2 separate regions of the Homo sapiens genome follow, and region 2 is linked to region 1. A link is an interaction called in ENCODE POLR2A ChIA-PET data of the cell type or tissue named here. Cell type or tissue: PC-3. All regions are shown on one strand. Links, peaks and the distances in the headings refer to the core of each region. The heading gives the core; the rest is flanking DNA.

Region 1 (5,366 bases), core at 1,635-4,134:
GAGTCTAGAAGGTGCTTTCAGTTACAGGCTTGGGAGACACCCATTACTCATATGGTCTTCGATAGGTAAGTATTAATCCCTGGTGTTTGTAGTCATGATAATTACCACTTGTGAACAATGTAGCTGGTGTCCATTGTCCTCCACCAGTACTGCAAGACAAAGAGTCATTAACTAAGTAGATGACACACTCCTCTTAGTTTACACTCCGTCCCACTTGCCCCCCACCTCCATGAAAGCAGGTATGATTATTCTCCTGTAAAATTATTTTTCCTCCTACTTTCCTGACCTGAATTCAACTGCCTTTCTGTCTGCTCAACCTTCTGGTGAAGATTTCTGCCTCTGCCCCTCCCCATCTCACCTTCTAATTCCTACAGACTCCTCCCTAGATTGACCACCCGGGAATGACTGTCTAGATTATACATTATGAAATTTGATTATAGTTGATTAAACACATTGTTAAATATTGCCCTGACTTGTTTTCATTCTACTTTCTGAAAGTATAATCTGAACTAGCTGTGAGCTTTGAGAGAACAGGAACCATATTGATTAATCCTAGGCTTAATAAGATGTATTAAAAAGAGACAATAAATATTTAACAGTTGAGTATGAAGATGAAACTTTATTGATGAGAAACAGGAAATGTCATCCACTCAATCTTTCCATTAAAGTTTCCTGAGTTTCAACTTTGTGCCAGATCCTGTGCTGGACAGTGTAGAGGAAATTAAACATGAGGAAGACATGGTCCTGCCCTGATTTGTAGGAGATAAAGCATTCACACAGCTCACCAGAAGGCAGTATAAATGCCTCAGAGTGCTGGAAGCAGAGCGCTACCATTCAGAGGAGCAAGAAGAGAGCTCCTGTGGCTGGTGGTCAAAGAAAAGTTCACAGAGAAAGCAGCACCTGAGTAGGGCCTTAGAGTCTAGGAGGTGCTTTCAGAAGGCAAAGATGTTGTGTCAAAGTTAGGCAGAGGGAAGAGTAGGAGCAAAATTAGGAGGGGAAATAAGTCGTAAAATTTATATGGGAAAACCAAGCAATGCAGTTTGACTGCAGTGATGCAATAAAAGTAGTAAGTGATATTTATCAAGAACCTACTGTATGCTGGATATTATTTACTTTATATATATATTTTTCATCTTATCCTCATAATCACACATGAGGTAGATGCTGCTAATACTACCATTTTATGGATGGGGAAGCAGAGGCTCAGATGACTTAAATAATTTACCCAAGGCTATAGCACTACTAGGTTGGGATTCGACTCTGGAGCCATGCTATTCCCCCTCCAAGATATGTGTGGGAAGAAGAGAGAAGTGAGATTAGGGAAATTGTTTGGCAGGTCCTATTAAATTGTACCTTAAATGTCAGAATTCAATTTGGTTAAGTAATAGGGAGCCACTGAAGATTACTGAACAGGTAAGTCACCTAACTAAAGTCAGACTTTAGGAAGATTGATTGGTAAGATGGATTGGAGAGAACAGAGACAGAGGAGGAGGAGAAAAGACCAAGTAGGAGGTGAATGCAAATGGGAGATGAAAATTGTTGACCCTATTCACAGTCTGAATGGAGCAGTGAGAATCCAAAGTAAGAAATTGTCATGGGAGACATGTCAGAAGTAGATTCTTTAGGGCTTGGTGACTTGGTGAAGTGGACGGTGAAGGAAAGGGTTGGTGGTGAATCCAAGGCATTGAGCTGAATCCTGAGGAGATGCAGCATTGTGGTCAGGTGGGAGGAGGCAGGCTGAGCTGCTTCTGGATAGCTCCTTTTGGTTGCTTAGTCGTGTTGGTGGGACTGCACTGGGCTATATTTTGGTGAACATGCACAACAGACAGGGTTGATGCAGGTCTGGGACACTGGGAAGGGGTTAGGGATGAAGTTGTAAGATCTGGGAGTCCTTCACGTGAAGCCAAGGGAGAAAGAACCCACCTAGGGAATGAGAGTAAAGAGAGGAAAAGAAAGAATCTAATGGAACCTTGGGGAGGGATTTTATTCAGGGAGCAGGAGGAAGACAGGTCACAGAAGGCAGGAGAATGACCAGTCAGAGAGGAGTGAGATTGAGAGGATATCAGGAAAGCCAATGAGAGAACATTTTAAGGCAGAGCGTGGTCACCAGTGTCAAAGTACTGTAGAAAGTCAAGGAGGGTGAGGACTGAATTTCTTTGGCAACTAAGGGGTCACTGGATCTAACAAAAGAGGATGAGATAAATACATTACAGCTCATGTATGTGACAGAATATTCCACAGACATTAAAAACCAGGTTTTCAAAGAACAGGGAATTGGCAAAGTGTTTATAATATAATGTTAAAGAAAAGAATGAGGAAAGAAAGAAAAAGAAAGAAATTAAAGCGTAAGAGAGGATACAATTATGTCTATAAAACATAATTCCAAGTTTATTTTGTCTGCCTACCTTTTAAACACAAACAGAATATTAACATATACTAGGGAGTTTTCCTTTGTTCTCTGCCAGGCTCTTGTGCTTTTATTGAGTGAAGCAAGGTTATGAGCAGAGCCATGGAATTAGAAGGTTATGAGCAGAGCCATGGAACTGGAATTTGAAAGACTGGATTGCTTCAAATTAGAAAGGGCTTGGAGCTACTTGCATGAAGGATCCAGGGAAGATCAGGAAGAGGGTAGCAAAGGGCAAGAGTAAAAGGGTCACGAAGGAGGCAAAGAAGGCAGAACAGCCTGGGTAGGGCAGAGTTTGGGAGTGAGTCAGACAAGGGAAATATTGGCTGGGTTAGTGAGACCTGGAGGACACAGGTGGATATAAAAGGTCTTTTGTGCTGGTATTTGCCAGACTTAAACGATGTGATTCTTTGTGCTATGTATTTGAAAAACTAAGGCAAAAAAGTCTAAATTTATTTTTAATGACTTTGAATGTTGAATAGATGATTCATTTTTTTTTAAAAAGCATTCACAATGGATAATTTCAAATCATACACAAAAGCAGAGAAAACGTTTTAATGAACCTAATTTACTCATCCTTTGACTTTAACAATTATTAGTGCATGGCAATCTGTTTCGCCTATACCCCCACCTATTTCCCCCATCCCATTACTTTGAAGCAGTCATTCCATCTTTAAATATTTCAATAGCTATATCTAAAATAAATGTTCCTTATGTAAGCATAGTATTATCATGCTTTAAAAATAACAATAATTTCTTAGCATTACTAAATAAATATTCAGGATTTTCAGATTCCTGATTGTCTTATAATTTTTGTAGTTTATTTAAATTGGAATCCACACAAAGTTCACCTTTTGCAATTGGTTAATCTAGCTTATGAACATCTTTTTAAGTTACAGATTCCCCTTTCATCTCTTTTATTTTTCCTTGAATTTTTTTTCCTGAAGAAATCCACAGTTGTAGGGAAAAGAAAGAGAGATCAGACTGTTACTGTGTCTATGTAGAAAGGGAAGACATAAGGAATTCTATTTTGACCTGTATCTTGAACAATTGCTTTGTTGAGATGTTGTTAATTTGTAACTTTGCCCCAGCCACTTTGCCCCAGCTATTTTGTTCCAACTTTGAGTTCACAAAAACATGTGTTGTATGGAACCAAGGTTTAAGGGATTTAGGGCTGTGCAGGATGTGTCTTGTTAACAAAATGTTTACAAGCAGTATGCTTGGTAAAAGTCATCGCTATTCTCTAGTCTCAATAAACCAGGGGCACAATGCATTGTGAAAAGCCGCAGGGACCTCTGCCTTGGAAAGCCAGGTATTGTCTAAGGTTTCTCCCCATGTGATAGTCTGAAGTATGGCCTCGTGGGGTGAGAAAGACCTGACCGTCTCCCAGCCCGACACCCGTAAAGGGTCTGTGTTGAGGTGGATTTGTGAAAGAGGAAAGCCCGTTGCAGTTGAGATAGAGGAAGGCCACTGTCTCCTGCCTGCCCCTGGGAACTGAATGTCTTGGTGGCTCACACCTATAATCCCAGCACTTTGGAAGGCTGAGGCGGGCAGATCACCTGAGGTCAGGAGTTCGAGACCAGCCTGACCAACATGAAGAAACCCCGTCTCTACTAAAAATACAAAAATTAGCCAGGCGTGGTGGCACATGCCTGTAATCCCAGCTACTTGGGAAGGCTGAGGCAGAAGAATTGCTTGAACCCCAGGAGGCGGAGGTTGCAGTGAGCCAAGATTGTGCCATTGCACTCCAGCCTGGGCAACAAGAGCAAAACTCCATCTCAAAAAATAAATAAATAAATAAAAAATAAATCCACCGTCTGAATTGTGTTGATATTTCCATGGTGGTATTTAACATGTTCTTCTGTCCCTGGTATGCCCTGTAGATTAGAAGCTTTATCTCTGGCCAGATTGTGGGTAGTTTTTTTTCTTCTTTATATCTTTTTTTTTTTTTTTTTTTTGAGATGGAGTCTCTCTCTGTCACCCAGGATGGAGTGCAGGGGCGTGATCTTGGCTCACTGCAAGCTCTGCCTCCCAGGTTCACGCCATTCTCCTGCCTCAGCCTCCCGAGTAGCTGGGACTACAGGCACCCACCACCACGCCCGGCTGATTTTTTGTGTTTTTAGTAGAGACGGGGTTTCACCATGTTAGCCAGGATGGTCTCGATCTCCTGACCTCGTGATCCGCCCGCCTCGGCCTCCCAAAGTGCTGGGCTTACAGGCGTGAGCCACCGCACCCGGCCTATATCTTTTCATATTTTCTAAGTTTTCCACTCATTATTCCTTAATTTTATATTCAGAATTTATGAAGTAAAACAAAGTTTAAAATGACTTTAGTAGAAAACTTTTTTAAAAGAATGGCTTTAGAAATTAATTAACAGGAGGACAATTGGTGAAATTCTAATAAAGCCTATAGTTTTATTAATAGTATTGTCTGAAAGTTAATTTCCTGCTTTTGATAAATGTCCTATGGTTATGTAATATGTTAAAGTTTGGGGAAGCTGGACAAAGGATATATGGGAACTCTCTTCACAGTTTTTTGCAAACTTGTTTAAAAAACTGAAATTTCAAAATAACAAAGTTACAAAAAAGAAAGAAGAATTTTAGTGGAGTGATAGAGATTGAAACTAGATTGTAGAAAGTTAAGAAACAAAGAGGAGAAAGAAAAGGTAACCTGTTGGAAACAGTGGCCATTTAAAAAATGGAAAGAAATTAGGAAGTAGCTCAAAGAAGTGGAATGATTAAGATTATTTTTTATTTATTTTTTGTTTTGTTTTTAAGGCTGGAAGAGACTTGAGCTTGCAAGTGAAATAAGCCAGAGAATTTTGAAGATATAAAAAGGTAATAAAATTATGTGTATGTATTTAAAATGCTCTGTAAGAAAATTTTTTAAAAATGAGATTATTGGTATAATAAAATGGGACCCAGAACAGATGGGTTTGCCTGGTCAAGGAAATTAAAACACC
Region 2 (3,811 bases), core at 1-2,500, 150 kb after region 1:
TATGAGGAACAGGATGGAGGCATGCACCCCTGGCATGGGGCTTGCTGAAAGCACTGAGGAGGTAGTCGGCTCTCAGGAGGGGGTGAGCACATCGTTGGATGCGAAACTGTCTTATATTGTTGATTGAATTATAAAAGTAATGTATATGCGACAGAATACTACTTAGCCATAAAAAGGAACAAATTAATGGCATTCGTAGCAACCTGGATGGGATTGGAGACCATTATTCTAAGTGAAGTAACTCTGGAATGGAAAACCAAACATCATATGTTCTCACTCATAATTGGGAACTAAGCTATGAGGATGCAAAAGCATAAGAATAATACAATTGACTTTGGAGACTCAGAGGAAAGGATGGGAAGGGAGTGAGGGATTAAAAAAAAAACAGCCCTGTGAGTTTCCAGTTTTAATAAAGCTCTGAGAATTAAAAAAATAATAATGTAAAGGTGTATAGCATGAAATTAGACTATATGTAATGTCTGTAGAGGAGTGAATCCCACTGGCCGCCCCTTACCCACAGATATTCCTGGAGGGACTTGGAGTTTTAAGTCTCGGTTGGTTCCTGGAAGAATTTTGCCCAAAATTAATAGTGGCCCTTCCTTTCTCTGCAGAACACGGAGAGTTCCTGGCTCTGGATCTTGGAGGGACCAACTTCCGTGTGCTTTGGGTGAAAGTAACGGACAATGGGCTCCAGAAGGTGGAGATGGAGAATCAGATCTATGCCATCCCTGAGGACATCATGCGAGGCAGTGGCACCCAGGTATGACCCTTCTCTCAGGGCAGCCCCTGGTGACAAAAAACTTCCTTGGCATGTTCTTTCTGTACTTTCTCCAGCCGCTCCCAGCGTGTGGATAGGCAGTCACCCAAGACACTCATGGATGCCAGCACAGCTGTAAGGGCTCCCTCTCAGCCGGAGCTCAGGCTGTTCTGGTTGTATTTTATACCCAACATGTACTCAGTATTAAAAGGAGTGACTAGAGAAGAAGCATGAAATCCAAGTAAGACGCTGTTCAGTGTTGTCACATCTCGGGCCTCAGGGCTTGGAAGAGGTCAAGCCCTCTGATTCGTGGTCGGCTGTTCCCTCTCCCACACAAGGCTCCCTCCTGGGAAAGGAATTTCTGACCATGAGTAGAACACGCTGGGGAGATATTTTTAGACTCATTATTTGTCTTTGGGGTGGCCTTGAGGTAAACCTGCTTTCCTTGTTATCATGCTGGGGTTGGAGAAGGGAGGCTGCATCCCTAGGGCTGTGGGCATTTGAGCTTTACCGAAGTTGTCACGTGGCTCCAGTATAACGTCAGGAGGGACACAGAGGGTAGCGGCCCTTCCACTGCCACTCCTATGCCTGCACCAAGCTGAGGTATTAAAGAGATTGGGTCCTGTATTCAGGCACTCTAGCTGTGTGATTCTGGGCAAGTGATAGACCTCAGTTTATTCATCTGTAAAAAGGGATGATAGTGTACGGATTGTGGTGTAGATTAGAGGAGATGATACCTGTTAAGTATTTGGCATAGTGCTGGTGCATAATCTAGTACTCTTCGTGTTTTTTTCACAGGGGTTTTTGTCTGTTTATCTAATTGCTTCTTGTGCTGTCACTTTCTGTGGCTAGTAATTGCATTGTTCCCTGTTGTGGGGGATGTGGTTGCCTTTTCTTCCCGTTGCCTCGATCTCCTGCCTTGGGCCACATCCCCCAGATGATAAATGTTTAAGAACCAAGTAAACTAGATAAGACAAAACAAAACAAACAAAATAACATCTAAAGTTTGGCTGTGATTATGTAAAAGACTTGTAACGTGATGGTGACTTGTTAGGTGGATTTTTAAGTTTTACAAGAACAACACCCTCCCTGTTGCTTGTATCCTGACAACATGCAGGGGCCAGGCACCTTGCAGTCCCTGCAGCGTCATCCCTAGAGCCTGGCAAGGACAATGAAGTGCGTCTCTGCCAATTGAGAAAAAAAATCCATTTTAAACATTCAAGATGTGAGTGAAGTTCTTCTTGAAAAAAGCTTAAAATTGCTCAGACCACCTAGTTAGAGGGTATCAAGAAAACCTACTCTCCATGCAATATATAAGAAAAACAGTATAGTCCGGATTAAAAAAAAAAACAACTATGAGACCCACCTTGAAGAGCATTAAAACTGTTGAGATATTAGAAAGATTTTAAGTAAGTGAAAAATGCTATTTAAAAATGAAAAGGAAAGAAAGCTAGAAGAAAATATAGGTATCTTTGATCCTAAGGAATAGGAAGACTGCTGTGTACCTAAAAGCAGCAGAAAACACTTGGAAAAAAGGCTGAAAGGAAGTTCATTGTGGCTATTTTAGTGGTGGAATTACTGGTGCTATTTTTCCCATATTTTCCCCCTTTTTTGGTACTTGGTATCAGTATTTTACTTAAAGGAAAACAAATGGATTGTAAATATACACTTTGGTTAAGAACAAATCTTGGAATCCCAAACTTGCAAAGGTTTTTGAAGAATTGTGAACCTGGGCAATGGGGGTCCTTCGGTAAAGTCTGTCTTCCGGCACATTAACTTCTCCTGAAGAGCAGTGGATTGCAAACCTGAATGGCAGCCACTTTAAGATTTTAAACGTATATCTCGTGGAAAGGGAAGTGAGCAGATTTTCAGACCAGTAAGGAAAAGGAAACCATTTTAACTTCATAAAATGATGCCCTTTGAGCCTTTTTATGACAGGAACGTGTTAGCTCTTTCTCTGCATCTTACCCATAGATCCTCCTCAAAGAGAACGAGATTGTCTTCCAATTCAAGGAAGCAGAAGGTCTCCTCTTCCCACTTGAGAAAAGATGTAGGTTCTTTGAACCCAGCCCTAGCCAGTGGAACTTCTTGCAGCAATGGAACTGTCTCCTATCTTCCCTGTGCAATATGATAGGCACTGACCCTGTGGCATCGAGCCCTTGAAGTGTGGCTGGTGTGACGGAGGAACTGAATTTTTAAGGTCTTTTTTCTTTTCTTTTCTTTTTTTTTTTTTTTTTTGAGACAGTCTCACTCTGTCACCCAAGCGTGACACCCAAGAGTGCGGTGGCACCATCCCGGCTCTCTGCAATTTCTGCCCCCCAGGTTCAAGCGATTCTCCTTCCTCAGCCTCCCGAGTAGCTGGGACTACAGGTGTGCACCACCAGGCCCGGCTAATTTTTTGAATTTTTAGTAGAGACAGCTAATTTTTTGAATCACCATGTTGGCTTTGAGCTTCTGACCTCAAGTGATCTGCCCGTCTTCGCCTCCCGAAGTGCTGGGATTACAGGCAGGAGCCACTGCGCCGGCCTGTTTTAAAAATTCTAATTAATTGACATAGCCACAGATGGCCAGTGGCTACTATATTGGGCAGGGCAGTATTTAATGCTTCTTCACGGTCTATTTTTCTCTACCTTCCTATGTTAGGAGCGCAACTGGAAAGAAAGCAGTGATCAGAGCTGGGGGAGGAGAAACCATTTTGCTTTTCCCCCTTCTAACCCCCACCTCCAGTCTTTGATGATTGGCCTTATCTCTTTGCACAACTTCTGCATCTCCCTTTTTTTTTTTTTTTTTTTTTGGGATAAAAACTATTTGTACTAAAGATCATTTTGACTAGAGTGCCAGGAAGAAGGTGCTGGGAATTTGTTTAATATACGTATCATATAATTCATCTCTAGTCACCTTCCCGACAGAACAGAATTTGCTGAATATATCCCTATTTTCATGTTAAAATACTTGAACTCTGTTCAAGGGAGTTGGCTCACCTGCACTGGTGATCCCCATGGCAAGAGAGCCTTGTCCTCCCCAGCCTTTGCTCTTGAAAATGTTTTGGTTTGG

Evidence for each region. ChIA-PET counts read pairs that join two places held together with the same protein. Peaks named below come from ENCODE experiments on the same cell type or tissue, not always from the same donor. Only the 100,000 strongest peaks of a DNase experiment are listed, where the experiment ranks them.
Region 2: POLR2A ChIA-PET joins it to region 1 with 30 read pairs; 9 of 35 experiments call an interaction of 5 or more read pairs at or near these places.

The regions. Positions count from the first base shown.
Region 1 is chr2:74,716,593-74,721,958 of GRCh38, forward strand. LOC102724497 (a long non-coding RNA gene) reads left to right here. Exons shown (of 3, transcript XR_427047.5): 2 at 5,182-5,241. Among named protein-coding and RNA genes, the nearest start is that of SEMA4F, 65 kb to the left of the region's middle. In PC-3, for the core only: no CTCF peak of the experiment used is centred there; a DNase peak (open chromatin) is centred at 2,689; H3K27ac peaks cover 1,538 bases.
Region 2 is chr2:74,867,025-74,870,835 of GRCh38, forward strand. HK2 (hexokinase 2) reads left to right here. Exons shown (of 18, transcript NM_000189.5): 3 at 612-760. Among named protein-coding and RNA genes, the nearest start is that of HK2, 35 kb to the left of the region's middle. In PC-3, for the core only: no CTCF peak of the experiment used is centred there; a DNase peak (open chromatin) is centred at 1,107; H3K27ac peaks cover 1,680 bases.